Regions from separate parts of the Mus musculus genome. Here region 1 is linked to region 2. The links are chromatin loops, found by intact Hi-C in ENCODE. Cell type or tissue: heart. All regions are shown on one strand. Each heading gives the region's core, and the rest is flanking DNA. Links, peaks and the distances in the headings are about the cores only.

The links. Peaks named below come from ENCODE experiments on the same cell type or tissue, not always from the same donor. Only the 100,000 strongest peaks of a DNase experiment are listed, where the experiment ranks them.
Region 1: a loop joins it to region 2, with 11 times the contacts of the local background. A loop is called at or near these places in 6 of 42 quality-filtered maps.

What each region holds. Positions count from the first base shown.
Region 1 is chr5:119,050,870-119,066,891 of GRCm38, reverse strand. It overlaps Gm30895 (a long non-coding RNA gene), which reads right to left and starts at 13,266. Exons shown (of 4, transcript XR_878728.1): 1 at 13,097-13,266. In heart, for the core only: a CTCF peak has its summit at 8,526; DNase peaks (open chromatin) are centred at 5,821, 8,111, 8,501 and 11,281; H3K27ac peaks cover 2,205 bases; H3K27me3 peaks cover 1,659 bases.
Region 2 is chr5:119,677,048-119,693,069 of GRCm38, reverse strand. Tbx3 (T-box 3) reads right to left here. Exons shown (of 8, transcript NM_011535.3): 5 at 15,493-15,569; 6 at 14,238-14,389; 7 at 12,005-12,675; 8 at 8,346-10,439. The coding sequence ends at 9,978. It overlaps Tbx3os2 (T-box 3, opposite strand 2), which reads left to right and starts at 1,852. Exons shown (of 3, transcript NR_040416.1): 1 at 1,852-2,062; 2 at 4,673-4,846; 3 at 7,016-7,982. In heart, for the core only: a CTCF peak has its summit at 6,572; a DNase peak (open chromatin) is centred at 10,259; H3K4me3 peaks cover 3,452 bases; H3K27ac peaks cover 2,292 bases; H3K27me3 peaks cover 7,430 bases.

The sequences.
Region 1 (16,022 bases), core at 4,531-12,530, 630 kb after region 2:
GGGGACAGACTAAGAAACCGGTGACTCAGATAGCAGCTGAATCTGGTGTCTTGGACAGGTGCTGGTTTGAAAACATTTTTAAAGAAACAGAAGCAAGCATAATCATGCAGTCTCTTCGAAATGTCTCTCCAAGGAGCAGAGGCTTCCTGGATTGCTGAGCTGACAGAGAACAGACCTTTGGCCTGGGCTGCATGCTGGGTAATGATGAGCCATGAGAGGGAAGGCAGAGGACAAAAAAAGGCCATGGAATTTCTCCCCAGTCGTGCCAAGGAGCAAAGACTCAGTGTTGGAAGCTGATGTAGGTAGCAGGCACAGAGCAAGAAAACGCATCACCCAGAGTGCAGCAGAAACCGGAGTGAGCCTCACGCCCACCTCTCTACGGTCACTGCATCTGACTGTCAGTGGTCATGTATGTAGCTCTCTGCACATCAGCTCTAAGCTAGGGCACACGAACGCAGCTGGTGGGAGGGGGGTCTCTTTGCTAGAGTATGCCCTGCACTACCCACAGTGCCCTCAATGGGACTGAACCCCCAAACAAGGATGTGGTCACTCTTGCCTGGAGCTAAAAGATCACCCCCCACTCCCACCCCCAGATAAATACCTTTCATTTAACAACCCTCCTACGTTTGAGGTGCCTTTCCCAGGCCCCTCTCCCAAGCCTCCAAATACTTGTTTGACACGTTATCTGTAATTCTCTCCATGAGGTGACACATGTTATCTGTAGACGGGTCACATTGGATGATCAATTGGGAATGTTTAGTTTAACCAAAACATTATTTTTTTATTTTATTTTATTTTATTTTATTTTATTTTATTTTTTATTTTACTTCTGTGAGGAAAGCGCCCAGTTCCCTTTTGCTAGATACCTCACATGATATACCATATGACCCCCTGGGTTCCTGAGTATATACCTCTGTAGCTGTTGGCCAATGTTTCCCCATCCCCCACTTCCAGCCTCACAGCTAGTGTTCTGTCCTCAGTTTTTCTTTCTAGTATCTGTAAAATGGGGATAAAACAGCACTTGTCCCAGAGGCGTCATGGGTGAATTACATGCCCGCTATGGGCTAGGATGAAGCCAACACAGAGCTCTCTGCCTTAGTTTCCCCACATGTGCAGTGGAGGAAGGAGATGCTTTATCTGGGAAGTCCCGATGGCCTAAGATATTGAAGTGTTCATTGCAGGGCTTTGTACACAGGAAAAGAGAGTAACGAAGCATTCTTATAATGAAAGGAGAATTCATAAATTAACTTAATTAACAGATGGTCAAGAGATGATAGTCAAATAGATAAGTGAGAGATAAATATATATTATAGATAGATGGTAGGTGGATAGGTGAATGATTGATGGCAGATAGATACATGATACATCAATAATTATTACAGATAGGTGATAGATGAGAGAAGCACTTAGATAAATTATAGATTAGATAGATAGATAGATAGATAGATAGATAGATAGATAGATAGATCTCCTAGATCAGAATTAAAACTTTTAAAATAATCTTCTTACTAAGAATTGGGGGAGTTGGGGGTTGGGAAGATAGATCTGGCTGTGCAAGTGTGATGGCCAGAGTCAGGGTCCCCAGAGCCCACATATCCTACATACACACAGGAACACACATACATATATGTGCACCACACACAGGTATGCATACATACTCACACATGCATACATACACGCACACACATCCATGTGCACATACGTACACATATGTGCACCACATATGCACAGTACATGCACACAGGTATACATATGTGCACCACACACATGCACACATGCACAAACACATACATACACCTCAGAAGGTGGATACAGGGCTTGCATCCTCCTCCCCCCCACCCCCAACCCCCCACCCCAGCTCTTGCTAAGCTAGCCACACTGGTTCCTGGTGAATTCTGGTTTCAATTAGGAGACCCTGCCTCAGTGAGTGAGGCTGAAGAGAGTGGGCCTAACGTCATTCTCAGGTCTTCCCACTCGGGAGCATGCATGTGTCCACGCACACAAAAACATGCTTAGGCAATTGAATTTTCAGGGAGTGGGTTTTACAAGTCACTCGCTGTCTGGTCCTAGAAAAGACAAGTGAGTCTGAAGCAGCTCACATTGGTGAAGGGTCAAGGGGCAGGCTAGAAATGGGTGTGCTCAGGGGACCTAGTTATGCAAGTCCACACAGCAAACGCTAAACGTAAACACTGGCTTTGGACCAGAGAGATGGTTCCATGGGTGAAGGTGCCAGCCACTGTCCCTGATGACCTAGTACAATTCAATCCGGGCTCCACACAGAAGGAGAGAAATGACTCCTATTAGTTGTCTTCTGGCTTCCACATCACATGAGCTTTGAGGCACGTTCGTGCATGAGCGCACACACACATATACACATTCACACACACACACACACACACTCTTACACACATACACCCTACATATACACAGGCACACACACATAGGCACATACATACATATATGTGCACCACGCATAGGCACACATACACACGCATATGTGCACCACACATACACCACACATATCTGCATCGCACACACACACACACACACACACACACAGAGGCACACACATACATATATGTGCACCACACATAGGCACACATACATAGGCACATACATACACTGCATATGCACACATATACACATATCTGTACCACATACACACACACACATCTACACCACACACATTTATGCACACATATCCTACATACACACAGACATGCACATATACACATACATATATGTGCACCACATACAGGTGCACACACACACATATGTGTGCACATATGCACACATACATGCTCACATATGTTTGCACACATGCACACCATACACATGCACACATAGACACATACATACATATATGCACCATGCACACATACATACATTCACACATGCACATGTACATGCACACATATACATGTGCACCTACCCACATACACACACACACACAATTAAAAATAAATACAACAGAAGATATACTGGTTTAATCACAGTGGTGGGAAGCTCAAGAGGAAGTGGGAGAGAGTTTGATCAAGCAAACTTTTTTACCTGATGCAAAAATCGGAGACAGGAGAATTGATCTCAACTTGCACATGGCATCTGGGACAAGGATAACTTCCGACAACAGGCAGTGAACATAATGGCCACACCTATTGACCACTACCTTTAATCTGAAGTGTCCCATTTACTCGAGCATCCAAGGATTGCTGGGGTTCACAGTATCTGTACCCCAAGCAGAATAATGACCAAGTAGTCAAAACAGCAGAGAACTCATCATTTATCCCCACACAGCTTTAACCCTTGACCTATTATTGACTTACTACATTCTCAAAACAAGAACCATGGAGCAGAGGAAACTGAGACACAGAGTTAGTTCAGTGGCGTGTCCACGACCCCACAGCAAAGACGTGGAAGAGGTGTGGCCTCTGAGTCCAACCCCTTAGGCCCTGCATTCCAGGTCTCTAAGATCCTTTAAGTCATGCACAGCCCTAACCACATCATAAAGTTATTCAGACGAGGTGCGGATGTTGCTGGTTGAATACTAGTCTTCTTTCCACCATTCTTAGTCTGAGTCCTCTCACAGTGTTCTGAGTAGCGGTCATCAGTCTAGTGGAATTGGCGTGCTTGGTAAAGACATGAAAGCAGGCAGAGCTGTGGTACAAGCTACCGAAACCAAAGAAGACTCTGCTGATGGTATATTAGAGAGCTAGGGGGATTGAGGAGGCACTCCAGAGTCAGAAACTGCCTGGAGACTGAGATAAGTATCTACTTGGTTGAAAGGCTTGCTGGTCACTCTCCCTGAAAGCAATTCCTTGTAAACGTGATTTCTCCTTATTTCTAGCTCTTTCTGCTCAAGACATTCAGTTCCAAGGGTACACTCATCAGCCTGATGCAGAGCCTTTGCCCAGCATTTCAAGACAAAGTCAAGTGTCATGAGTACCAGAAAGGGAGCTGGAGCGGGGTCTGTATGCTAGGGAAGCAATTCTGGACAGCCTCAAACACTTCACTACCACTGCCAGCCCTGTGCATGACCAATGGGCTTAACCAGACCCCTGAACTCCAATGGAAACAAGGACTGACTGGTGGGTTGATTGGCTGGGCTGCAAGCCACCACTGATCCAGTCCTGGGTGCTTCACCTGGGAGCTATGTCATTAACCCAAGAAGGTGCTTTTGAAAGCCTCTGATGAAATCAGCCCGTTGATTAACGCAATTAGCACCATTAAGACGGGAAGTTGTTAACCCGAATCAATTACCCACAGACATCTGTCACGCTAAGTGTTCCTCTCCGTCTTGGACGATATTGCTCCGTTTGGTGTTTCACAGTGATGACCATTAAAAATAAATGATTACTGTTGATTTTCTATTGATATAGCTATTAGTGCACCGGTGCCCGTGTGTGTAGGCCGCTTATGTGTAGTGTACAGAAAAATACATGGGCTAACAACAGGAAGTAGGTATTGACTCCCATCACTCACTCCGGGAGGTAAATATTGACCAATGGAAAGAGTCTATCTGCTGAGGACGAGCTAAGAGCAAAGTGTTCAATTTCTCCTTAATTACTTGTATCATTTATTATCACCAACAGAGGGGTCCAGATGCAAGAACACATTTCCCTCTGCTCTGGTGTCAGATTCAGCCATAACGCCAAAGGACTTTCTGCCAGTTGGCTCTCTGGCTCTCCTCCATCTGTCTCAAACATTAGCTTCTTGCCTCCTCTCAGAACTTCCAGCACATCGACCTGCATGTGCCCATTCTTATCCATCTTATCCACAATTAACTGGGACGCACTTTTCTAAATCCAACTCTTGACTCACAGAACAGTTATCAAGAATAAAAATGCTGAGCATGTACCATATTCTTTCTTCCCGTTTTTTCCCCCACAAACCTCAGAAGCTGTACTCTAGAAGCTTCATAAAGCCCATGATGATAGCTATTACATATGGGCCAGAAATTCTTGCAAGTATGGTCCATGTCTGAGCTAATTCAACCCCACCCCCAACCCCCACCCAACAACAACAACTTGTTCTGAAGGTCTTGATATTGTGGCCTTGGTACTGTGGAGGGAACCAAGTTAGAGGATGTGCGTCCCAACTGCCGAGCTGCTTGATAGAAACACAATCCCTGAACTCTTGTTTCTTTCCCTGCCCTGTTCCACGCATCTTCAGTCCAAACGTTTTTTACTTAAAGTTTGCTAGCAAGGGGTCAAACTTCTTAGATATATTCTCTTGGCAGAGTTTTTCTTTTTCACATATGTGAGAGCATTTGCACATAAAGGTGTGTGCATACGTGTGTGCATGTGTATGCATGTGTGCGTGCATGCACATGTGCACGGGAGAGTATCTGTGCCTGTGTGTGTCTATTCATCCCTTCCACAGAGGAAGACACTGGGATTCAGTAAACCCAAGACATTTTTTCAAGCTGAGAGTACAGGAAGAGACATCCACACGAGTCTCCTCACCCAGACTTTCTCCTTCAGGACAAGATGCAGTTCTGGAAGGAACACTGGGTTTCCTCACCTCAAAAGGGCTCGGAATGAACGCTGTAGGCATCCAGATGGCTCATAATGGTCTCTGTTTCTTTGAGAACTTGGGATCTGACTGCCGCATCCAGAAATACCTGCCGGATCAATTGGAGTGACTGAATTTAACAGAGCAAGTCGGCCTCAGCCGGGCAAAGAAGGAGGGATGCCCAGGGCAACTCAGAGTGATTAAAGAGATCACCACAGGAAAGAAAGGATCAATTGTTCCCAGCCTGGAGACTCAGACTCTAAGCATCCTTAAAAGGAGCTTTACGCAGATAGACCAGAAGGACAAGCCAGGCATCCCCTGGGACCTGGAGCTGAGATGAGAGTCTGTAGCTGGTTTGTGAAAACTGGGTATTGACTGTGTTTCAAAACCTTGCAGGGTGGAGGGGTCAGCTCTGGGGCTCTGAGGAAGTTGTGCAGGATTCAAGTTTCTGTAGTGGGGGGATTGCTTCAGAATCTAAGCACTTGAAGGTAGAAGAAGCAGGAAAGGAGAGTGGACAGGGAGGGAAGGACCAATGGGAGATCCCACAGGAGGCTGGGAAGATGGGGGATACAGGGTAGATTCACTCCTTTGGTTTATTTAATTTTATATACCAAATTCTGTAGACAAAATGAACTCCTAAAATTTTTTTCTCTCTCCCTTAAAAATCCCCCCCCCCCTGTGTGTGTGATGTGATGTGATGTGATGTGTAGATGTGTAGGTATTCATACAGAAGGTGGAGGATTCGGAAACCCTCTCCTCAAGCAGAATACATACAATAAGCACTTACTGTATACCACTGTTGCTTTGGTACTGGGGACCCAACAGTGACAGTACTGGGAACCAGACACTGACAAGACACAAAGGACTGAAGTCCCATGCCGCTGATGTGGGTACCACAGTGTACAGATGACAAAAGAGGCCTCAGGGAACTCACAGACTAATCCTGGGGGTGCAAGTCAGAAGGTCTACTTGGGGGTGCAATTTAGAAGGTCTACCCAGGGTAAGAGAGACTACTTAAGGATACAGATCAAAGGGTCTACTTGGTGTCCCTGGGTCAGCCGGTCTGCCAGATGCCCCCAAGTCATGTTGCTAGTACACAGGGAAAACAGGCTCCACCTGGCCAGGTTTCAGTTTCTGAAAAACCAGCCCAGGTCTGTCTCTAGATCTAATCTCACCGCTTCAGGAGTAAGGAGTTCTAAGAACAGGGTATGGCTGGAGGGGTGAGCCTGTGAAATATAAAGTCCACACATCTCAGCTCTCCCCTCCTCACCTACTCAACCTCCCTGGGCCACACCTCTAGGATGACATTACCAGGGGACTGTCACCTCTGAGGCTAAGAGTCCCACGTTCATCCTCAAACCCCTCCCTAGCTTGTCCCCACAATAAGCTCATAATTGTGACTGTCCCTGTACGGTACACATGGAGCCAAGAGACAGAAGAAGTTGGCTAGGACCTTCCAGGGTGCATCGACACTGGATCTCTTGTGTGAAATCTTGTGACCATCGTGGGCCTAAAATCACCAATGGCTCTAATTACCCTGAGGATAAAAATCTGTTTAGTATGATCTCCAAAGTCCCTGTGATAAGGATTGTGAGTCCCCTCCACCCCAAACCTCAGGTTGCTTTTTAAACAACTGCTATATATTATTTCATATAGAAAGGACTTAGCTCAGTGCCAGGCAGGACACTCAGTCAGCATTGGCCATTACCTTTGCTGTTTCATAGTGAGCCTCACTTGTTAAATAGCTAGTGATTGCAGTCATGGAAACTGTGTGTGTGTGTGTGTGTGTGTGTGTGTGTATGTGTGTGTGTGTGTGTGTGTGTGTGTGTGTGTGTGTGTGTGTTTATCTCTAAATCTTTCCTTGATATTATCTAAATTTAAATGCTACCACCAATCATGGAGTCTGGAGCTAGTTTAGGGTTCTATACCCTGGAAACAAAATGCCTTGGGCCAGAAGTGTCCCAATTTCAGATTTGGAAATATTTGCGTCTGTGCCACGAGTTATCCTGGGGACAGGACTCAAGACTAAACATGAATTGTATGTAGACAGGAGGTAATTTTATGTAATATTTTGAATCAACCTGCTTGGGTCTGTCTCCTTGTGGTCAGGAATATTATTCTGTTTGTGGTGTCAGGTCAGCCCTCAGAAAGGTCTGGATCTGGGAGCAGTTCGGATTTCAAAGTTGCCAGCTTGTCTTCAAACGCATCCACATCAGATCAAGCACTGGACCAAATGTCACCTGCCTTACCCCCGTGCACTCCCAGCCACGAGAGACAGGCGGTACCGTCATCATTTCACAGACGGGAAACTGTGGCCCCTGGAAGCTGAAATCTCACGGCCTGCTCAAAACCACATAGCTAGAAAGTGACCGAGCTTGGATTTGAACTCAGGCATGCAGCTCTCGCCTCCCACACTCTACCATGGCTGCAGATCCGGGCACAGGTACATGGAGAAGGAGGATTTTTTTTTCCTTTTTCTTATTAAATTTAAGACAAACAACCCTCCCTGGATCTCTCCCTCCCTACCCGAATCTAGTGCTTTCTACTCAGTCTCACTGCCCCGAGCGAGGCCTTCAGAAAGTTCCTTGGCTTTCTGAAAGTCCCCAGCTGGAGCCTTCCTTCCTGTTTTAGGTAGTGAAAGCTTAGTGACACAGGACCAGGCCCAATATAGTTTCAGATCTAAATTTAACAACAATGACCGGGCTCCAGCCTGACCCTGCGGAGAAGAAAGCAGAGAAGGGAAAGGAAAAAAAAATAAATAAAAAAATAACCTAGCGACAACTAATTCTTCACAAATTAAGACAATCCTAAGAGTTCCTTTCAACTGTCAGGGCGTATTCTTAGCAAGAGCGTAACACTTAAATCAATTCCAGGCTGTAAAAAACAGTATAATAACAGGAAGCAAGGCTACAGGCCTGACTTCCTCCTGGGAGGCAGGGGATTTGCAGGGTGTCAGTAGAGTGGCCCCGAAGGGACAGAGATGGAGCCAGGCAGCTCCTGACTCACCAGCAGGCTCTTATCTCTGTGTGACCTCCCGTGAGTTCCATCTGGGGTTGCCCACGCAGCCCCTGGGTGGGGCTCTGCAACTAGAACCTTCCATAACCTCCTGGCCACTTTCCTGGCCCATCTCCTCAAAACAGTGTGGATGAAAAATGCAAACCAGAAAGGGTGCACCTTGCATTCACACCTGCAGGTAGGGAGGACTCCAGGGAGCCCAGAGGGACAAGAGGAGAGGTACCAGGCTCCCCATATCATTGTTGTACCTGTGGCCAGGTCTGTACTCATGTAGAGTGTGGGTTAATGAGAAGTATGTACACAGGTTTGAACCCCAGCTCTGACATTTCCTGGCTGCGTAGCCTTGGGCAGGGAACAAGGCCCGGCATCCTCTGGGCCTCAGCTTTGAATCTGTGAGAAGATGCTATTGCCTGTCTGTCAGGGCCAGGGCTGACTGAGATCCTGGAGGTGGTATTTGGTGCAGTGGCTGAAGAGGGCCATGCTTGAAGATGTCCTGCCAACTGTTACCGGTTGTACCTTTACAGAAGCCTAACTCCAGGCAGCGGGGTACCCAGGCAGGGAAGTTTCTGGAAAACACGCCATCCCTTGGGCAGATGGCTCAACGGAAGGTTCCTTGCCTTTCATAATACCCTCTCTTTTCCGAAGAAGGCGGCCAGCACCACAGCTCTATGGCCCTCTCCAGACTCCTCTCTAATTCTCCAGTGTTCGGACACCTGTCCCCAGAAAAACCCTTCCATATTTAATACTTAATTCTTTCTTGCATCGTGCTTTTTCAGAAACTCACATTAAAAAAAAATCCTGGCTGTATCTCTTCTCACAACCATGTCTTTCTTGGGTTTTTGTTTTTGTTTTCTTTTTGTGTGTGTGTGAGGAATTCTAGTTTCCCACACAGGCCTCTACGGCCTGGGCCACTCAGCCCTCCCCTAACCTCAGCCTCTACCTGTGTTCCTCCAACCTGGTATTTCCCTGGTCCCCTGAGCCTCTCAAGCTCTTTCTGCCTCAGCATCCAAGCCATCCTCTGTCCTGGCTGCTTCATTCCGGCTCTTAAAATTTCCCTAATCCCCCTCCAGGTGGTAGCACCATCATCAGAGTTAGAGAGGAGGCCTTCTCAATCCACTTGATAGGAACAGGCTTCCTGGCTCTGCTCCCCAATCAATAGCTGCTCCTGAGAGAGCAACACATATCACCTTCTCAGCTTAGCTCATCCATCGGAGAGCCCATCTTGAAGGCAATCATTTCAAGGGTCTGCGAACCTTTCAAGGGCTCCCTGGATTTAACTCAGGAAACCCTTACAGGAGTGTGGGTCACCTCAGAAAAGGAAACTGGACGTGGAAAGGTTAAGGGCTCCGTGGGGGTCAGAAGACAGTTACCATGTGCCAGGGTCCTCTTCTGTCCCTGGCATGGAGTAGGTCTTCAACACAGAAATGGCTTTGCATGTACCTCCTGTGGACCAGAGTGGCTGACTGACATAAGGACCCTGGAAGGCTGGGTCCCGGCACTCTGTCTGCACTCTCCTCTGCTCTGTCTATGATGCTCAGAGGTTTTGCCCCTGCAAACAGTGTGTCTCCAGGATGCCTGGCTCTAATGAAGGCTTTCCCACAGCGAGGGACAGAGAGAGAGAGAGAGAGAGAGAGAGAGAGAGAGAGAGAGAGAGAGACTCCCTCAGGCAGGAGACCCCAGCAAGTGACAGGGCATTTCTCCATATCCCTGAAAGTCTAAGCCTCTCCTTGCCCTGCAGTTCAGAAATCTCATCTTTTAAGACTCACACCCCTGCATGTATGTAAACTACTGACCCTTGATAGATTCTGGGTGCTGGAGGGGCCCTGTTTGGTTTTTTATTCTTAATCGCCATCCCCTCCACTGTATGATTTAAATTCTCAACGTTTGAACCGTTGGGGGGAGGTGTGCTTTCTGTTTCCCACAGGGAGCCAACGACACCCAAGTGCTAACAAACCTCATCCCATTTCACAGATGAGCAAAATGAGGCTGACAAAAGAGCCTCCCAAGGTCACATGGTCTGGCTAAGCATCAGAGCTCAGGTACAATTGCCAAAACAAAACAAAACAAGCTGGGCAGTGGTGTCGCCCGCCTTTAATCCCAGCACTTGGGAGGCAGAGACAGGCAGATTTCTGAGTTCGAGGCCAGCCTGATCTACAGAGTGAGTTCCAGGACAGCCAGGGCTACACAGAGAAACCGTCTCAAAAAAACAAATCAAATCAAAACAAAAAATAACCCACAAAACAAACAAACAAAAAAACCTCACTTTGTGGCCATCGACTGACTGACGGGGTCTTTCTTGACCCTTGATCTTTTCATTGAAAAACCAGGGATCAAAACAGCAGTGTGAAGCCATCAGAGAGCTAATAGAAATTTATTATTATTATTATTATTGTTATTACTACTACTACTATTGCTATTATTGTCATTGGCATTGCTATAGATACCTCTTGGCTCATACCTGTCGTTCCAAGACTTTGAATTCCCTGAAAGTACTGAGAGAAACATGGATCGAGAGGAGTTACCGGACCCTTTACTCACAGGGCCCCTTCCTAACAAGCAGGTCTGTAACCCCAGCTAACCTAACTGGGTCAAAGTTGCACCTGGCCTCTCCTTTCCTGGCTCCCCTCCCCGCTCTGGGACAGGAATTATCCAGGCGCCCAGCGCCTCGGAGGGCCATCCCCGCTGTGAGGCTTTGATAGGGAAAGTATGAAGAACAAAGGCCATTGTTTCAAAGGCGGCTGGTGCCTCTCAGGCCACGGGCCAGCTTCCCGGGGGTGAGGCCTGGCTCCAGAGACACAAAGCCTAAAGTCATTAGGACCAGCGACAAACAATGACGGCATCCTTTCTATTTACCTGCGTTGGAGCTGGCTGCCAAGCGGGGAACAATGGGGTGGGTATGCAGGCTGGCTCACCCTAGCCCTGATGCTTTACAAACCCCATCTCCTTCTCCCTGACCCGAACTTGAGTAAGAGGGCTTCGTTCCGTGGTAAACTCCCATTCCTTGCCAGTAAAATGTCCACAGGTAGGGTACCAGTCCCTCCTCTCAAGTTCAAATCCAACGCCCAGTGAAGAAGACCTCCTGCAGGCTTTCCCCAGGATAGATTCTAAAGAGACACTTGGGTCCCCTCCAGCTATCAGATAATTAAAAGAGAAAAAAAAAAAGCACCCCCAAGAAATTACAAGATTCCTCCCGGAATTTCCTGATAGGAGGAGAAGTGATCTGACTCTGGGGGCTGCCAGAGGAGGGGCGTGTCTCCTAAAAAAGATTGACAGCTTGTCAGACGCCCTTGCGTTAGGGACTAGAAGCTGGGAGCAGTGGATGGGGTACCACACCTTGAGGCTCTGTACTTTCTATTTAAACCATACCCCTCAGGTCAGGATCCAGAAGATGGACTTGGTGCGGTGGGGGGGGGGGGGGGGCACGGGACGGGACGGGACGGGACATCGCTGGATCCCACATCCTTCTCAACATGGCCCCAATCGGATCAATCACCATTTGTTGCTTTTCACTATTAATTTGATTGCTTCCTCTGCCTTATTGAGGATGGGTGGCCACACCTGGCTTTTGGGACAAAGGCTGTGACCTCTAAGTCCTGTAAGTGTGTCAATCTGCATGACTGACATCAGGGCACCTCAGTGAAGTGACGGCTCTGGGGCGGGTTCTCTGCGCCTCTGGCAACCTCAGGTTTCTACACCTGCCCAATGAAAACAAGCCTTCCTCCCAGGAGTCAAGAGCCCGAACAAAGTAAACATCTTTGGAGATGTGACTCTGCCAACTTGGATAGCAGGACCTATGAAAAAGCTAAGCTTGGATCACCTCCAGGGGGCAGCTCACTTGGACGAGGTGTGCTGCCAGCCTGGGCAAGTGTCAACACAGAGGCAACACAGAGGACAGTACAGGATTCAAGTGATGCTCTCAGCACAGTGAGTGTGAACTCAATACTCGATATCAATAACAAGGATTGTACTATTACGTACAAGATTGAAGCCAGGTGCGGATGATGCTCACCTATGAGCCTAGCACTAGAGAGTCTGACATAAAAGAGTGGCTGTGGATTTGAAGCTAGCCAGAACTAAGTGGTGAATTCTAGGCCAGCCTAGGCACACAGAGTAAGACTCCAACTCAAAACCAACAACACTAAAAGGCCAAAGTACCATCGAGTCCAGAAATGGACACAGACGTCCTTGAGGGGTATTAACAGCGAGACTTATCCTGCAGAGGGATATGCCCACTCTATGCAAGAAGAGGTATAGATCTAGGAGGGAAAATGACAGGTGAGGGGGTAAGGGTGGGAGAGGCACTGTCGAAGGTGGGTCCTGTGGCATCGAGTGAGGCTCGCTCAGATCCCCTCCAGACAGGAGAAATAATAATGGCTCTTGTTTCTCCTCAGTGCAGCTCCCTGCCTCACGCCATTCCCTCCCTTACCTATAGGGGGCGGAGTGGGAATTAAAACCCACTGGGTTGTACCAGTACCCAGAATCTGTTCTCAGTGGTACTGCTTACCAGAAAATGGAAGGTTTCTGGAGCCCAGTTAGAATAGGGGTCACGGTCACAGCAGCTCACACCTACCAGGAGTGTGGTCCTGCTGACGTGGATGATGGAGCAGGCAGATGCGGGAAATCAGCTCGGGTTGGCTAAGATTGGCCCCTCTCTGTGTCCCAGCCATGCTGATTTTGATATACCTCCTCTCCAGGTGTGTCCGCACAGCTCCCAGTGGCTCACCGGGCTCCTATTCATTCTCTAAGTTCTCCCTTGTAAGTTCCAGGAGTCTTGATTCCATTGTGTGTGACTCTCGGAATGGGGGTGGGGGTGGGGTAGCAGTCAGTGCTTGGACTGCCTTTGAGTCACATGACCATTCCTGAAAATATCGCTGAGGGTCCAGCAGTGGTATGTGCTGAGGCACCAAACCCAAAACCTTCCCTTACCAGTTAAAGACTAGAAGTGAAGAGACACGAGGTCTCTAGGAAAATCAGAATTATGTTCCTTCTTTGTCCAGAGAGAGGGGTTTCCCTCACTAACTGTTCGGCAGCTGTTAGGTTTTCAAGTTTTAAGCTTTATCTGAATAGATCTATCCAGCTTCACCCTTCACCCTCTCTGTGGGACGAGTCTTGGCCACTGTGCATTATAGCAGCTCCCTTTTCAAGGCTGTGTAGAATTCCATTCTGGGAATACAGTGCCCGTGGTGCATCTGGCTGCTGTCGGGTGGCATATAAATTCCCTCATTCAGATCATTGCCAAATGCTGGAACTTTTATACCCATCTCCATACTGACAGACGGGTATACACCCAGACTCATGTATGCCTGTCCCAAACATCTCAGAACTGAATAGCCCAGACATGCCACTTGGGTTCAAAGTCACCCTCTGTGACTAGTGGTAGCTTCCCTCCCCAGGAACCGTCAGTTTCCCATTGCAAGACTCCTCCAGTGACTGTGCTTTGCATGGAAAAGCCAATGTCACTTCATTACACAGTGTCCCTTTGGAGATCGGTGCTGGTCATATCTCCACATCAAAGTCAGAACCGCGGCCAGGCCAGGCTCGCCCAACCTCGCTGCCAGGAAATGGGGAATTTCCTTCATTTCTTCGCCCATCTCAGAGGCTATGCAACATGGCTTGTCTTAGTGGTTAAGAGCAGAGTTGTGCCTAGCCCCCCTGCCGAGGTGGCTGAGAAGGGCCTTGGCCCCTGCTCTGATCTTTATCACGCATTTGTCCAGCGCATTAGAATGACAGTATTTTTTATTTATACAACACCTTTTTTTTTTTTTTCTGGCAGGGGGTGGGCTGGACTCAAAGGAGGGGTAGGAGCCAGATGAAGCCTTTTATAGCCTTTGGTTTGTTTACCCTGTGGAGACTGAAGGTCTCTAATGGACAAAGATGGGACATTTAAAGAAGGAAAAGAAGGAATGTGCCCCAACTGGAAGTCAGCCGCCAGGCTTTGCTCTTCTGTCTTTGGTCCTTGTAGATTATATTTATCTGATCCTCAAGGCCCCAGTGGGAGCTGACACTTACCTAAGGCCTGGGTTGCTGTTATCTGCTTTTGTGATGAGCCCTCCATTGTTTCTGCACCGGTATCCTGCCCGCATCAGCCTCTGGCCTGTGACCTCTGGCCCTCTGTCCTCGCTAGTTCTAACATCAGCCCGTGGAGTCTGTTTCCACCTCTGCTCATAAAATTCACCTTTTCCTAGTATTTGGGCCTTAGGCCTCTTTCCCAGCCATGCCAGGCTCTCTTCCTGACTTGGTTGACCAAGTTCGGTCCACACCCAGATGAGCCCCAGCTGGGAAGGGTGTATTAGTGTAGGCAAAGTTGCAGTGACAGATGCCGGAATTCTCTGGAGGGAGTCCTGAGTCACAGGTACACAAACAAGCTGGTCAAGTAACTGGTTCTCAGAGACTAGGGAAAGTGAATTATATTGTTCACCTGGAAAGTTTAAGGGGTGATTATAGACATCTCTATTATATTGGTGTGTGTGTATATATATATATATATATATATATATATATATATATATATATATATATATATATACACACACAAACATACTATACATTTACACATACTATATATATTGTTTATATATACATTTTACACACATACACACACTACCATTTTGAATTTTTGTTTGCTTTTAAGACAGGGTTTCATTCTTTAGCCCCAGATCAGCTTAGAATTCACTATGTATCCCAGGCTTGAACTCCTGAAAATCCTCCTGCCTCAGCCTTCTGAGTTCTGACATTACTTGTATGGCCCTGTCTTGTTCTGCAGGGAGTTGACTTAATTTTTGTCTTGGCCCTCACCCAATCCCTGATTACTCTTCAAGGCACACATAATAACTTGGAACAGAAGAGAAATCAAAAAGGAGAAAGGGGGAGATGGAGAAATAAGAGCAGCATTTGCAGGATGAGGGTCCTTTATCAGGTTTTTAAAGCAAGCTGAGCTGGTGTGGTAGAGCCCAAGGCATCCTGCCAGTGAGCTGGGCTCTGAACTGCTCAACGCCTGTGTCAGGAAACCCTGTAGTGTAGACCGTAGCCAGGGCTGGGAAGAGGCAGAGGGGCAGGAGGGGTGATCTGGGTGAACTTCGAGGTTTCAGAGCTGGCAAGATATGTCAGCAAAAAGCCCTGGCCTGTCTAGACAAAGGTTTGATTTTGAATCAAAAAGGGGGGCGCTTGCAAGTGGGAAAGCAGTTTAAGCAATTTTTCCTCCTTTGAAGAGAACCATGAATTTTTAACCATCGACCCTGAAGAGAGACAAGGAGACTGCACGGTGACACCAGGGATTTCAATATTGCCCGCTGACTGGGATGGATCTCGAGATGAGGCCATTTCTGAGATTGGACATTGACTCCGAGGGCTGAAGAGAAAGGTTTAACAAGGCCCCGGGGCATTGGGTAGAAGAGACAGAGTTCCACGGCAGCCATCCAAGACTGGGAATCCGTTACTCAGGCGGCCTGAGAAAATGATCAATTGGGCTGTTGACAGGGAAATCTCTGAGCCAGGTT
Region 2 (16,022 bases), core at 2,801-10,800:
GGAAGCAGAAGGATAGAGTTCAAAATCATCACCAAATCGGAGGTCAGCCTAGACTATGGGAGACCTTGCCTTCGAACCAACTAACCAATCAACCAAATGTAACCTTCCTTATCAGTGTGAAAGCAAGTGGTGGGTACTGTCAGCCTGTAGGTCATGTCCTGTCCACCCTGTCAGTGTCTCCTTGTGCCCACAGGGAGAACAACAAGGCGTGCTAGAGAGACAAATGGTTTGAAGCAAAAGGAGAAACCGGGATGCAGAGGGTAATCTTTTATATTGAACACTCCTACAGGAAACCTTTTTTTTTTTTTTTTTTTTTTTTTTTCCGGCTGGCCCATCATGAACCAGGACTGGACAGGAGTCCCAGCCCAGTCCTGAAGTTCAGCAAAGGCATTCTGGATGAAGTGCCAATGATGACCTCAAGAGGGCGTGCCTGAGGGACTCGGACTCAAGCAGTGGCTCCTAACCAGGGCTGATGCTGTCAACGTGGTTCAGGGCAGCATCCAAAGACATCTTAGGTTGTCTCCCAAAGCGTCTGTCTAGTGGGCAGATACCAGAGCTAAATGGCACTACCCCTTCCTGAATTCATAGACAGGACATCCCTGAGCTCATAGAACCAGCCAGTTGTCACCAGTGCCCAAGTTTGAAACCTAGGCTGAGGGAGCACTGGGAGAAGGAAGGTGACAATTTGGCCTTGAAATAGCTTGCTTCTGAAGAGTCGGGTGGCGTGCAGTTGAGAAAGGAGAGGCCAGGTCACTCCTGTCCGAGGAGGCCACTGAAGATGATGCTGTTCTATGATCATAGGACTTTTTGAAACGTGCTTCCGAGCAGGACTTTGGGATCATTCCCACTATTGGATAACTGGTAAGTTTGAGGTGAAGCAGACAGTGAATTTGATGAGCTCCAGATACGAGGATTGTGAAAGAGGGAGTCAAGGATAATCATTTAGAGACATCCACAGGAACCCAGTGGTCCAAGGACAGCTTAGAGACAATGAGCAGAAAGGTACAACCTGGGCATCATTCATCCTACAAGACCGTCATCTTCATCCTCACACAAGCTCCAAAAATTCTCTGCCATCAAGTTACATGCTGGTCCTTGGAGTATTTTAATTATCTAATAAATCGATAAAAATAATTAAATGACAAAATTAATAACTAAATCAATTAATCATAATAAAAATAATTAATAGAATAATTTAATTAACAAGTATGTATACAATGTATGTGAGTGTAAGCATGTGGATATAGCTCAGAGGACAGATTCTGGGAGTTTGAGTCTCCTTGCAGCTTATGAAGTACCCCAGGCTGGCCAGACTGTGACTTTCAGTTCTGACCTCCACTCCCACGCCCCATCTCCCCGTAGGAGTGCTGTGAGCTCAGATACATTCCTCCACATCCGACTTTTAAAAACGTGTCTTCTGAGGTTCACACTCAGCTGCCAAGCTTGCTCTGCCGGCACTATACACTCACCTCATGGCATAAGAGATGTTACACAACTTGATCAAGGTACCAAAGCAATATTGTAGCAAGGTACAAAAACAGGTCCTGTTGTTTTTATTCTACATCGTATCTTTGTGCCTCAGTACCATGTTTCCCTCCTTCCCTTACTTTATTTTTGTGCAACTTGGCATAGAATCTAGGGGCAAGCTCTACCATCCACCCCCAGCCCTCTTTCTTATTTTTAAGAGACTTGTTCTCTGCATTCGAAAAATCTCCGTGAACTTCTCCGGTGCAACCAGCAGATGGCAGCAAAGGAGCGGCTTAGCGAAGCCATGGGCGCCTGACTCACGCTGGCCGCAACTGCTCATAGCTTTTTCCCAAGGGAAGAACCCAGAAGCAGCTCAGGTAGAGTGCAGTTGTCGGTTGCCCGGTCCTGTTTTAACCTGAAGAAATCGAGAAGCGCCAGGAGGGTGCCGCTCCCATTCCAGTCATCTCCAAAGTGGTCCTGTTTAAAGACAGAGCAAAGGACCTGTATCCTCATCATCTGGAGAGGCAGACACCTACCTACACTTTATGACCTGCCTTCAAGAAAATCCTGGGGGCAGGCTCGGAGTGGAAGAGAGGTTGGTGTGGCATTTGTCTTGAGAAATGGGTGGTGTCTGGTGGGCAGGCTGGAGTCTCTTGAGTCAAGCAGGCAGCTTCCGATTTCATGGATGGTATTTTTGAAACAAATCTTGGGGCTGAGCAGGATACAGCCGGGCTGAGCTTACTCGTGGGGTAGCGAAGAGGCCTTCCTCCCCAGTAATCAGAAGGAAATAAAGAAAAACGGACCATAGATGTCCCCTTTGTTTCCTGAGCGTTTCTTTAGATGGTCATGGATTTTTTTTTTTTATGATAAGTCAAAAATTACACAGTAGTGGAGAAAGGTAGAAAACACACCCAGGCTAGCCTCTACCTTCTTCCTAATTCGAGGTCCTCTGTGCAGGCTTGGCTTGGGGGGGGGGGAGCCAATTACATATCACTGAAAGTGTTCCTGCGTTTTTGTTTTTTCTCATCTTTGCTCTGACTTCTATACAGGTGTTCCCCCAGGCCCCAGAGTAGCCTTCCTCCAACATCCACACAGGTATTTCCCAAAAGCCAACCCCACCCCACCCCACCCCTCATGTATGTCTTAGTGGAGAAAGTTTGGGATCCCAGAACTTGGAAGAGTCTGACGCAAGAGCACTGAGATTTGGTGGGGAGAGGGGTCCACGTGGGATGCAGGAGAAAAGGCTGTCATCAAACAAGATACCATCAAACAGAAAACTAGAATGTCCTGAGAGGGTTGGAGGGGGCATGGAGCAGAGGAAACCTGGCTAACCTTGACAGTATGGTGAACATTGAAGCCACATCCCCCCCACTCCACCCAGTCCCAAGCCGGGACCCCAGAAATCTCCCCACAAAAGGGCCTCCCCTACAGTTTCCTATACCTTCCACCCTGGCCTCTAGTGAGAAGTAATTTTGTTTTATGAAAAGTAGTTGCTTTTTATTGCCTGGGATAGCCTAGAGAGGGTGACCCTCCCAACAGGAAATTAACAGAGAACTCATTGAGGGTGATAATGACTGCTCATAATCATTCGGCTGATAAGTTAATATAACTGATTAATCAACTAATTATACAGTGCCCGAACACACCTACTTCCTTCAGCCTTCCCATTTAAAATAAGCAGGCTAAGACCAGGCGCTACGAGTGGGAAGTGGGAAGTGGGGAGTGGGGTGTGTGTGTGCTAAAGTTAAATTTAACCTAGGCAAGCCCCAGGCTGAAGGCACCATCTTAAATCTTAAGTCCAAATGTTCCTAAACCCCATTGGTTATTGTCCCCTGAGCAGTGTGTGAGTAGGTCATTGGTTAGGATCACACATCTCCGAGAATCTGAACTTCTACTGCCCTTTCAGAAGGCTGTGCACATGTAAACTACATTTTCTGTGTAATTTTCACGGGCTCCTCAAAAAATAGCCCTATAGAATAGCCAGTGAGCTCAGAGTAGCTGACCTTGGGGAGAGCAGGCTGGGCTGGGCCGATAGAGGGGTTGCTTTTCCTGTGTGGTGGCTCCTGAGTTGTTTGGTTATGGCACTGTCTTTCCAAACCTGCTCTTCCCAAGGCTCTCTGCCAGATTGGGAGAACTGGGAGATAGCTAGAGCTACTGCCAGGGTGAAGAATGCCTCTTCTAGGCACAGAGAGATTTAAAAAAAAAAAATCCTACAAGATGCTGGTTCTGGGGACTGAGATAAATGAATGACAGCCCCACAAAGGTGACCGGAAGGAAGGAAGGTCTACCCGAGGGTCAGTTTGGTGTCCATAGTGTCCTTGACACTTGGAGACTTTGGTGAGGCCAAGAAAAATGCTGGTGTGAAAGAATACAAGTCCAGGGTTGGCTCTGGGGTCCTGGGGAGGACAAACCACCGCTCTGGGGACCAGACAACTCAGCAATCCGAAACCAGAGCCCAGGTCATTAGCAGGAAACCAAAGTGCCGGGGTATCGAATTTCTAAAAGTGCCAATACTGGGCTGCCTGGGATCCTAGCACTGGTGCAGCTGGTGGTAGGGGCATGTGAAAAACCAGATGGCACCATCAGTCGGTACCCTGTTCTAAAGAATTCTTTCCGGTCCCCCTGGTTTTGTCTCCTATTCCTGAGGCTTAGACCAAAGCTGGGAGACAAGTCTTCAGTTTGGGTCCTCTGCACCTTATGGGGGTGGGGGTGGGGGAATGTGTGTGGCCTACAATCGCCCAGGGGCTGGTCCTCTGTCTAAGATCTCTGGCTTCTCAGCAGAACCCTGGTTTTTACTCCCTTTCTGTCTCTTGCAATTAAAGTCACATCGATGCGATGCAAATAGAGGACCTGAAAGGAAAAACAAAAACAAAAACAAAAAAAAAACCCAAAACCTGCATTTGCAGAGGTTTCTAGAAAAGGAACAGAACAAACTAGCAAAGTATAAACACGATCTTCCCAGAATCCCCACCTGCAGAGCCTGTGTCTGTGTCTGTCCAGCTCTAGGCCTTTGCTCCTGGCTAAAGAGAACAACTGTAGACTCTGGGGATCCCAAGGGGCATCTGAGCCTGGGAGCCTAGGACACTCAGCTTCGTCCCTGATCTGCCAGAAAGAGGAAGCCAGGATATAAACCTTGGGCCTGCTTGACTAACCACTCTAGTATTTGGTTGAGGACGAATTAATCCCTTCTACCTGGCATCCACAGGGCCTCAACCTCCAAGTCTTCACCTGGAGAGAAAGAAGTCCTGATTCCAAATCAAAGCCCTACTTTGACAATTGCACCATGGGATTCACACCAAAATTACAATCCTGACCTCTGAAGAATGGAAGCAGCCGATCCCCAAGCCGACCCACAATTTCTCTGTATCCGGGACTGCAGGTAGGGACACCTGAGTTAGGAAGAAAGGTTGTGTTCTGGGGCGCCAGCAGAGCTCAGGTTAACGACTTTAATCTGCCTGCGTCTGCGTACTGGCGCTTTCTACCACGGGGCCTGAAAATCGAACGCCCTTTACAGGGTTAATCGTGCGAGTGACTGAGGTCACTTCGTGGGTGCTTTCCCCAAGTGCACCAGGCCAGAGCGCGCACGCGTTCCCCCCTTGCAACGCCATCAATTTCTATCGTGGTTATTCTGTGTGCTTTGAACACCCACATCTGCAACATATATTTCTTGATTATACGCATCTTGATTATAAAACAACCGAGTGCGTTTTACATCCGGAACTGTCTCGCAAATGAAACTCCTAAATCCAAATTGGAAGGGACGTCCGCAGATGGAGCACACACAAGAACACGCAAACACACACATGGCTTTCTAACACCTGTGGGCCCCTGGGCTCGGAGTACCAGCATCCCACCGCTCCTTGTAGGTACCGACTTCTATGGCTTCATCTAGACAATATTAGGCCACTCCTGGGGGAACGCTGGGGGGGGGCACACAAATACTCCCCCATAGCTATTTTCTTGGCTGGCTGCCAAGAGCCCAAGTTTAGAAGCCGGCGAGGCAGAAAGTGTGCTGACGGCAAGGTTACAAGCGGTCTTATAGAGCCTCAAGGAGCCTGTCTGTTGGCTTAGGGGAAAGGTCAGATCTCTGGTTTTCCTCGAATGGAATTTTTTGAAAGGCCTCTACCTACTTCGAAACTTTCACCCATGCATAGGTGGATCTTAGGACAGTTCAGGTTCAGAGAGAGACTCTGTACAAGCCTACACACCGTACACCCCTCGCTAGTTACTACAGGACAACCTAGACCGGGGGCAGGGGGGCTGACTGCAGGGTCACGACCCCTGCCTGTGCCCAAGCACGCCCTTCGGCCCCTGCAATTAGCGCCAGGAGGTCAGGAAGAACCCGGACGCCTCTACCCACAGCTCTAAAGCCCAGCGAAGGTGACCTCAGCCCCTCCCGTCCGGTCTCAGACGCCAGCGCAGCCTGGAGCCGATCTTCCCCACTGGCGGGCTGGTGGGCGGGCGCCCGGAGGGTTCTAACCGGTACCAGCATTCATGACCTTATATCCACGGATCTCCAAGGCACTCCAGCCCTGCAGGTCCCCCAGCACTGCGGGGATGGGAGTCGCAAGGGGGGCTGGTGGTTGCAAGAACTCTGGTCTTCCTTTGTCCCTGTAGACGCGGCCGGGAGAAAAATAAGAAAAGTCCCAAACTTGGAGTTTATATAGTACAACAACAAAAAATCTGGACAAAGCGAAGTTGGTCTGAGTTGAGACTATGTGGGCAGATTGGTGTGTGTGTGTGTGGGAGGGGTGCGGGTGTCTCCTTTTATCTGCTACTCCTCCATCCTGGTTACCTCCTCCTGTATCTCCATATTTCCACACGGAGAGAATAAGGAACTACAGTCCCCCTCCTTGACTTTCCAAAAATCCCTTGGAAATCTCGTCTGAGGCCCACATAGGGATAGATGGAAGACTTGGCTCTTCTTCTGACAGTAGTGAGGTGGGGGCGGGGCGGGGTGGCTTTGGAGAGGGTATGTCAGACTGGGGTCGTGGGGGGGGGGTGCGACCAGAAAGGGGCGCAGAGGTGAAGACCTCACGTTCCAGAATCCAGAAGGCTCTGGGGTGCCTAGCCAGCCGCAGTTAGGCAGGGCGCATTCGTGGGTCAGACAGACAGGTGGCACTCGAAGCCAAGGAGAAAAAAAAAGGAAAGGGGAAAAAAAAAAAAAAAAAAAAAAACCAACCAACCCAGGCGCCGGCCCCGAGTGGCCTCCGCAGCCGCCGCCACCACCACCATAAAGCCCGCGGCGAGATTGCGACCGGCGCCAGGTGAGTAATAGGTACAGAAATTCAGAGAGATTGCGAGCGAGTCACCCCTGGTCCATCAGCGCCACAAGAGTTACACATTAACAGCACTATATATAAATAAGATACAGCGGAGATTAAAAGGAAAGAGGAAAGAAAAGAAGAGAGTCTGAGGAGGGGCCGGGGACAGGTTTGGGCACTGTCCCCAAATTTGGGGGATGGAGGAGGAAAGAGGGAAGAAAAATCCGACTGAGAAAGCCAAGCAAGTTTGGTTTGATTTGGTTTGGTTTCTGCTTTCTCCGCAGTTTAAGCCGAGCTATTTTCTCCTCAATTTGGGAGCTCGCGCAGCCGGAGGCCATGAGCCAACTACCACCTTCCCAGGGCGGACTGTGAAGAAGAGTTTTGGTCCCGAAGAGGACCGGCCTTTCCCGTCCCCATGTCCCCTTAAGCACTCTCCAGTCCCCTCTCTCCCGTTGTTTTCTCCTCCTCCCTAGACAGCTGGGGAGAAGCAGTGCGGGTCCCCACGTGCCTGGGCTAGAAAAGGGGGGCTTGCCCACCCCTCCAAGGTCTAGAGCTGGATCCTCTTCCAAACACAGGAGGGGAGAGGAGGGGCCCCCCTCATGACTCTCCATTCAAGAGGTGACAGGGACGTTGGGCCCGGCTGGCGGGCTCCGGGATGGGGGTTGGGGGCAAGTCAGCCGCCTGGCGGGCTCCAGCTGGGTCTTTGAGTCAAGGCCCCCAGGGCAAGAAAGTCCTAAGGGCTAACTCTAGAGTACCTTCCCTTGTAACCCCTCTCCAACACAACACACACACACACACACACACACACACACACACACACGCCCCCGAGAGGATCCTGGAGGGTGGGGAGACTGAAGAATGACAGGACAGGACAGAGGCTTCACTGATTGATTAATTGATTGATTGATATATGTATATATTTGAAAGATTCAAAGATAAATTGAACTTCAAAAAGATAGGTTGCCTAACTGACTCGGGACTGGTTAGGGAAATGAGATGGTAGCTTCCCCGGTGCCTTTTGCCTTGGGTGTTCCATGTGGACTCCGAAAGCACCTTGCCTCTCTCTCATGGTCACTGTGGAGCCCACTCCTGGGCCTTACCCACAGCCCTGAATGTCCATGGATAAGGGAGTCTGCTTGGCCTTTTCCTGTGCTAGATTCCGTGGGTGTAGCGGACCTTATTTATTTTGTTTTGTGATCCATGTCAGAAAAGGGAAAAACGAATTAAAAGCGAAAACCCCTCCTAGCTCTTATTTCCGGTCGGATTCCTGGGGGGGGGGGGGAGCCGACTTTGAACACAGGGTAAAAATCTTCTCCCATTAAAACTGAAGTATATGAAGTTCCTCTTTAGGAAACCTAATCAGGCCCCTTTCTTCTCCCGTTCTGCTCCCTAAATTAAAGGGAAAATATTTTCAAATCAAATGTGGCTCCCTTCGCCGGAGCAAGGGACTTGTTTTCAGCCTTTTAACTTGAGTGACATTTCATTTTAGGTTGCTGGGAGGGGTGGGGGTGGTCTTAATTATTATTTAGAGAGGAAGGGAGCAGACTGGAAGATCATCCTCGATCCGGCTCTGAAAGACAACTCTTGAAGAAATCATTACCACAACTTCAAAACTCATTTCAATAAAAATTTATTGAAATTTCAGTGATGTTTTTAAAGAGGGGGAGAATTACAGAAAACTCATCAAAGACTAAACACAAAATACTCCTTCTTGGGTTTTTTTTTTGTTTTTTTGTTGTTGTTTTTTGTTTTTTTTTTTAATTTTTTGTTTTGTTTTGCCTTTCATGGTCGTTTGAACCAAGTCCCTCTCAGTACACCAATCCAAAACACCATAAAGATGAACAATGAAAACCTCACATGGGTTAGTAAGATGCCAGAGTCTATGAAAAATTAGGACGGTTCTATGGTGGCCTCCGCAAGGCCGTTCCCCCCCCCCCCCTACTCACACAACAATCTCAACCCCTCTGGGGGTGTCAAGAGTTTAGGGAATTTCAAGTGGAGCCCGGAAGGGCCATTACCTCCCCAATTTTGGTGAAAATAGTTAGGAGTACTCCCGATCCCACCCCCTCCATCAGAAAAAAAAAAAAAAACTTTGCAGCCAGCTCTACTTGAAAGCATGGAGATGTGAATAAAGATGCCTAGGCTTGCTAGTGTGGATTAGCCATCTCCTGACCTGGAAATAAGACCCAAAAGGCAAAACAAGAATAAAACCTGACAGACACGCTCCTATTTACATCCAGCTATGTACAATTCAATAAATTAAAGTTTAACTTTCTGAGCAGTCATATTCCACCTATTTACAAGAGATATCAAATAATTACATAAATACTTTGTCCAATAGTCGTGTTTCCTCTTTATTATTATCTTTTAAAACCTTGTTATTGCATATACAGTTAAAAGAACTAATGGTCCAACAGGCACACGAAGCCCTCTACAAGCGCTCAGATAAAAATCAACTCGGTTGGTTTCATGCCCATAGCTGCCCCTTTTACCCCACTTCCTCCTGGTTGCCGCCTTGAGCAAGGTTGAGGATAATGGGACTTCCGTTGTTTTTCCATAAAAGGGGGGGGGGGCAAAATAAACCCAGAAAACTGTAACATGCAAAAAAGAAGCCAGCATCGGCTCTTAAAACATCACAATATTTAAAAACAAACAAACAAAAAAAGACAGGATTCCTTTAATATAGATGGGGCAAGGTAAGGCCCCTCTTCTCTCTGCCCCAACGAAAGTACTCAGCAATTGGTGAGTTTCAGTCTTCATAGACAGTTCCACAGGACTTCATCTCCCCCCACCTCCATATTGGTTTTGTTAGTTTGTTTAGGAGGGGGGATGTTTCCACTAAACACACGAAGGGGGAAAGATTCCGGTGAAGTCTCTCAAAGACCCGCGCTCCTGGCTGGCCTGGCTACCTTGTTCTTCAGCCCCGACTTCCATACCAGCCTGCACAAAAGTCGCTCTAGACACAAAAGCCTGTTTGCCACCACTCCTCCCGCCCCCTCAGTCCCGCGTTTCAAAGCAACAGCAGCCTGGTTACACAGCCCATGGTGGCAGGGCCTGTGGTATCTAGCATAGTCTCTGGAAAGGCTTTAGTGCTCCCTCCCAGACAAAACTGAAAGGGACAGGGCGGGGGTCACCCCATGTGGAAGGCCCGTGGTTTATTTTACATCTAACAAAGTGCACTGGCAGATTTGACCAAACTGGAATGGAGAGACCTTGGGGGAGGGGGCGATTTTGTTTTTCTTGTTTTTAAGGGGACCCGCTGCAAGACCTGTCTGGCTTGGCTTCCAAGCCACTGACCAGCCGCTGGATACTCTGCAGTTCGCTGGTAGCCGCCTCCTTCTCGGAGCAGAGTTTGGGTGACAAGGACACTGAGCCAGAGGACAGCGTGGACGAGCGGCTGTTCAGTTCCGACCCCGAGTCCACAGCCACCGAGGCTGGGCTGGCTGCCAGGGCGGCCGCTTTGCCGTCTAGGGGCCCCGCGGCGGAAGCCATTGATGGTAAAGCTGTGGCCAGCAAACTGCTGCTATCCGGCACTGGGACGGGGATGGAATAGGGGCTGTAACGCAGCCTGGGGCGCATGCTGTTCAAATTGAGGAACGGGTGGCGGTGCACGGAGCTGGAGGCGGCCGCGGTGGAGGCTGCAGCTGCTGCAGCCATGTATGTGTAGGGGTAAGGAAACAGGCTCCCGAAAGGCGACATAGCCAAGCCCTGGGGAAGAGAGAGAAGAAACATAGGGAGTTAGAGAGTGGGGAACCCTTCTCCTCCACCGCCTACTATCTGGGGCAAACCACCTGTTTTGGAGGAGTGGAGGGACACTTTTCCTGGGTTGCATGCTAAACTAAGGGGTTAATAGACTGGAGAGTTCCGTGGCTATTAAATCTTCCACAATATGTCATCTATGGTGCCTAACCCTCGGGGCTATTAACAAGTTCCCAGGAGGGCGAGCAGCTGCACCTGTTGAGTGGCTTCAGCGAGGGCTTCCACCAAAGAGGCTAGAGTTAAATTCTGGTGCACACAGTATCTTAGTATCTTCCATTCTCTACTCTAGATCTTTCCCAAGTAAGAAAATAAGAATGATGTGAAATTGGGTGGGTGGGTGGGAGGTGGAGTAAAAAGGTGTTACTTATTAAGATAGCAAGCGCCCAGCCTCGAAGGTTAGTTTCCAGGCAGGATACTGAGGCACTTGAGGGGGTGGGGCAAAAAGACCAAACAGAAGCAGAATTTGAATGCAAGAGCCCTGGGTGTGTCCTTTACCTGATGCCACTAGACTAGTCTGTTCTGGCTGCCCCTCCTCCACCTGTCACCTGCCTGTCTGGGGTGGGGGGAGAGGGCGGGGCAGTGCAGAGAGGTAGGGTTGGTGGTAAGGTAGAGGCTAGCCCTTTTCTCAGCTCCATCTTCTCCCAATGAGGAGGACCCTGTGTCTTTTGGCTCAGGCAAGGGAGATGAATATGCTCAGACAAAACAAAAGGTCGGAGTAGGCCAGAAAAAAAATACCAGAGAGGTTTCCTACTGGGTTCAGAGCCTTCTCCTGAGCACTTTCCTTGCACAGGCACAGCTGTCTGAACCTCTCTCTCTCTCTCTCTCTCTCTCTCTCTCTCTCTCACACACACACACACACACACACACACACACACACACACAAGCTTGCCAGCCCCTCCCTTCTTTGACATTTCCCACGTGTGTGCAACCCATTAACCCTTTAGAGATAGGCTGGGCTGTTTGGGAGTCGGGTGGAAGAGAAAGGCTTTGAACTAGCGAGAAGGCTTGCTCAACTCCAGACCAAATTCTCACCCAGGGAATCAGTGACCTCCCTTCCCCACATCTCTCCTGGGGGGGTAATAGTGGCTATGAGCCTCCAGTAAACCAAGTTGGCAGGAAGGAGAAACCAAAAGAGGTCCCTGAAGAGTCAGCTCATCCCAGGCTCTGCTCCACCAAGGGACCAGCTGTGTGACCTTAGCCAAGGGATTCAACCTCTCTGGGCCAGAGATGATACATCAAATGACCCAAACTTGTCACAAAGCTAATAGTGTGGAGCTAAGCTATTCACAGCCTAATTTACAAGAAGCAATTTAAAAAGGAGCTGGGGGTGGGGTGGGGTGGGGAGGGTAGGTTTCAAGAAGGCTCAGTAAGATAGATGCTACACCCTGCTGAGGGTCAATAAAATATTCTAATAGTTACTAGCATGGATTACAAGCTAACACTCCTAGTCAAGGGACTGGGACTGAGGCTGGCTTGGACCGGTGGGTGATAGGCGGGCAGGCAGGAAGCAATACCTGGGAGGCCAGAACGTGTTGTTGGAGGTGGAAGGGCAGGGTGGCAGCCGACGCCCCAGACAGTCCCTGCGCTGCGGCAGCCGAGGCCATGGCTGTGGATTCTAGGCCTGAGACGCCGGTGGATGCTCCGGATACTGTGGCCAGCAGGGGCCCCATGCCTGCAGCCATGCTAGAGAAGGCGCCGCCCATGGCGAACTGGCCCGGGTGCAGGAAGAGCGGGTGCCCGTTGAAGAACTGCTGGCCCGCAAGGCCTGGGGCGAAACCCAAGCCCGGGAGGGGCCCCTGCGCTAGGTGCGCGGTGGCGTCTGTCTGCACCGACAGTGGAGCGAAGGCGTCCTTGGCAGGAATCGCGCGCGCCTCATCCACCTTGGTGGCGACTGGACCCTCGCGCCCGGGACTCCTGCGCTCATCAGCTCCCGGAACTCGCGTGCTGGACGAGATGGTGGCCGGGCTATGGCGCGAGTCTGGCGATGCCTTGTCCAGACGCGCGGTGTCGCGGGCCCGGCTGGGCTCCGCGGGGAACAGCTGCGCCCTGGTTGCTGGGCTGCCCTTGTCGCGGCCTGGCTCCTCGGCCGTAGTGGTGGAAATCTTGGCCGCGTCGCAGGCCTCAGGGCCGTGCTCCTCCTTGCTCTCAGCCTCGGCGTCACTCTCGGCTTCGCTGGGACACAGATCTTGGGGAGGAGAGGAAAAGGCCAAGGGAAACGGATGGTCAATCTCGTTTCCAGGTTTAAACCCCACCTCCCAGCCCAGCACCCAGGAGCGATGCCTGCCTTGCCAACATTGGGGCGTCTGAGGCAAGGGGACAGCCTGACTACAGAGTGAAAGTATCTCAAGAACATGACTTCCCACTGGGCGGTTTATTGTCTATGTAACCCTGACTGCACCACTCCCAGACTTCATTTTCCCAGTCTGTAAAATGGGACGATGATAATGGTGATGTTGATACACTTTACACTATCAGAAGGAATCACAAGTGTTCAACCTTCTCCAGCCAGGCCCCCAACTGGCAGCTTTTCTTATTGTAATAATTCTACTTTAAAACAAAACAAAACCAGAAAGACCAGCTGCTTAGAGCCAAAGCTTTCCCTAGCATCTCTCTATTGGATTGCAAATTCGCTTTTTTTTTTTTTTTTTCTTTTAAGGACTAAACCCGTGACCTCAGAACTCTGCTGGAGTACTTTCCTGTTACCTTCAAAGTCTGGGGCTAGCCCAATCGACAGAGGTCAGGCACTTCCACAAATTTGTGAATAATTTGGGGAGGATTTGTTTGGAATGAATCCTGGCATACGAATGGGCATGGGCAGAAACTAAACACCCTCCCCAGGAGCCTTCTGTTCCTCGGAAGTTTCGTGGTGGGACAATCAGATATTTATTTATTTATTTATTTATTTATTTATTTATTTATTTATTTGCTTATTCATTCTTTTATTTATTTATTTACATCTCTCTTCCACCACACCCTCTTCTGTGGGTGTCCTCCCAGACCAGGGGAGGAAAAAAAAATTGAACCTCACTTTATGTTAAGTGTAAATGGATTGAAGACATTTAAAAAACAAACAAACAAAAAAAAAAAAACCAAAAAAACTTCCCTTTTATTTCACTTAAAACAAAACAAAAACAAAAACAGGTTTCTTCCTGTCCAGAGCTGTCTTTCTAAATAAATAAATGCCTCTTGCTCTTTAAACAGAAAACTGGCTTAGGAGTCAGCTTTTTCTATTCCTACCCTACCTCCCCAAAGCTGACACACACACACTCCCAGGGGACTATGCCTTTTCTTCTCCCACCTCCCTAGGTACCAGGTGGCTGAGGACAGAGGCCTTCAACAGACCCTGCAAAACCCAGGCTCACCCAGAATTCAGCTGGATACTGATGGCTGGAAAGAGGGCAGCAGGGAACAGAGATAGTTTGGACAGACAGAAGGACAGAGGGAGAGGTGCTTCAGGTGCTTTGTAAAACTGCCAAACTGCCTTGCCACCCACCCACCCACACACACACACACACACACACACACACACACACACACACACACACACCAGCCAAATAAGGTTGTGTGTGTGGGTGTTCCCAGGTTTCCTATGCTACCCCCACTTCAAATGCCATGTCTGCAGATTCTAGAAAAGCCTACATCTAAAGTGAGCCTGCTGGTTCAGGCCCTTCCTTAACTCCTAAAGCCTCGGGGGCCAAGAAGCCCCTGAGTCCCATGATGGCAGAGAAGAAGGCCAGACTTACTTACCTTTGAGGTTGGATGTCCCCACGATGGAGACAGCAGGAGAGGATGCCTGGGCAAAGCAGTTGAAGGCTGCCTGCTCGCTGGAGGACTCATCCGAAGTCTCCTTCTTATGCCTCTCCTCAAACACTCTCATGGACTGCAGTGTGAGCTGCTTTCTGTAACAGGGGGCCCCCACCCATTATTAGAGAATGGCACCTTCTTTGTTTTCTTCCTCCCACTTTTCCTGACTGGCACATACCTCACCCCACCGCCCAGGATGAACCCTGGGACATGTTCTGACCCTGGGGTGGCAACACAACACAGACCCCAACTTTGTTCTTGCCTGTTTAACTGGGAGGACTATGCATTAGGGGGAAGAGAAAAAAAGAAACAAAACTTGGCCTGGAACATTTGTTTAAAACCTCAGAACAGAGGTTAGAGTTGGCTGGGGACAGTCACACGCTGGCCTTACAGTAGGGAGAGCGTTGTGGATGCTAAGATGGGCAGGAAACATTCATTACATGATATACCCAACTACAATCAGCCTACCAACACATTAATGGGAGCTTAGGTTTGTTTTGATATTAGGAATTATTTTTGTTTTCAAGACAAGTGTTTCTCAGTGGTAGCTTGGTCTGTAGACTCACCAGGCTGGCCTTATGAACTCAGAGATCCACCTGCCTCTGCTGGAATTAAAGGTGTACGCTTCTAGGCCCGGCTTAGAAATTATTTTTTTACTGCTCAGACCCAAGGCGATAAAGTTTAAAAGTTGGTACATAATTTTCTGTTTTGTAGAAAAAATCTTTAAAAAAGGGTGCATGAACATTGTCTATAATGTCCAGCTGTTTACTTAAAGCAAAAACAAAACAAAAACAAAAACAAACTGATGCAGAGACCCATGAAGGAGGGTGTAAGATGCCCTGGACTCCTCAAGGGGCCTTAACTCCAGGCTGGTACACTCTGGGACTTAAGGTTGCAAAGATTCTAGAACTTGTGAATAGCTTGATCCCTTCTCGGGTCTTGCTTAGGAAGAATGCCAAGCTAATGATTAATAAGTATCCCTATAATCTGTTACCTCTGAGACCCTTTTGTAGTCAGAACTCCAGTGCAGCCTTAGTTCCCTTAGAGGGAAGCATACCTGGGCCACTGTGGAGCTGACACCCTCCTCTTCTCAATCCAAGTCATCTTGCACCCCCACTTCTTTATAAGCCTTTATAGAGACTGAGCCCAGGAAAACAGTTTCCCTCAATTATCCCCTCAACTAAAAGTCAGGGCTTACCTTTTTTCTCTCCTGCCATTGCCAGTGTCTCGAAAACCCTTTGCAAAGGGATTGTTGTCTATTTTTAACTGAGTTATCTAGAGGAGACAGACAAGCAAGACAGACATTAGAGCTTCACTTTCTAGAATGTTCTAAACGTGGCCCCCCCCTCACCCCAGATCCTCAGTCTTCCTCTATAAATGCCGCTGCCCTAAGGGTCCCAGGGTTGAGGGAGGTGCTGAAGCATCCAAAGAGACTGTAGCAATCTATACATGTCCTGCGAGCCAAGCAAGGATTCCACACCGATATTATCTGTAGAGATTCCTTCCCTTGGACGGTTTAGATTTTGAAAGGAGAGTATCCCAAAACAGCCAAGAGGCACATCCTGTAGATCTGAGTTAGTAGGCTTCTATTTTTTTTTTAAATGCGTCTTAATTAATTATAAAGTGTTAAAATACCACTTCCTGCTCCTTACCAACCTCCCATCATATACACGTATGTATACACACACACACACACACACACACACACCCTATATACACACCAAAACC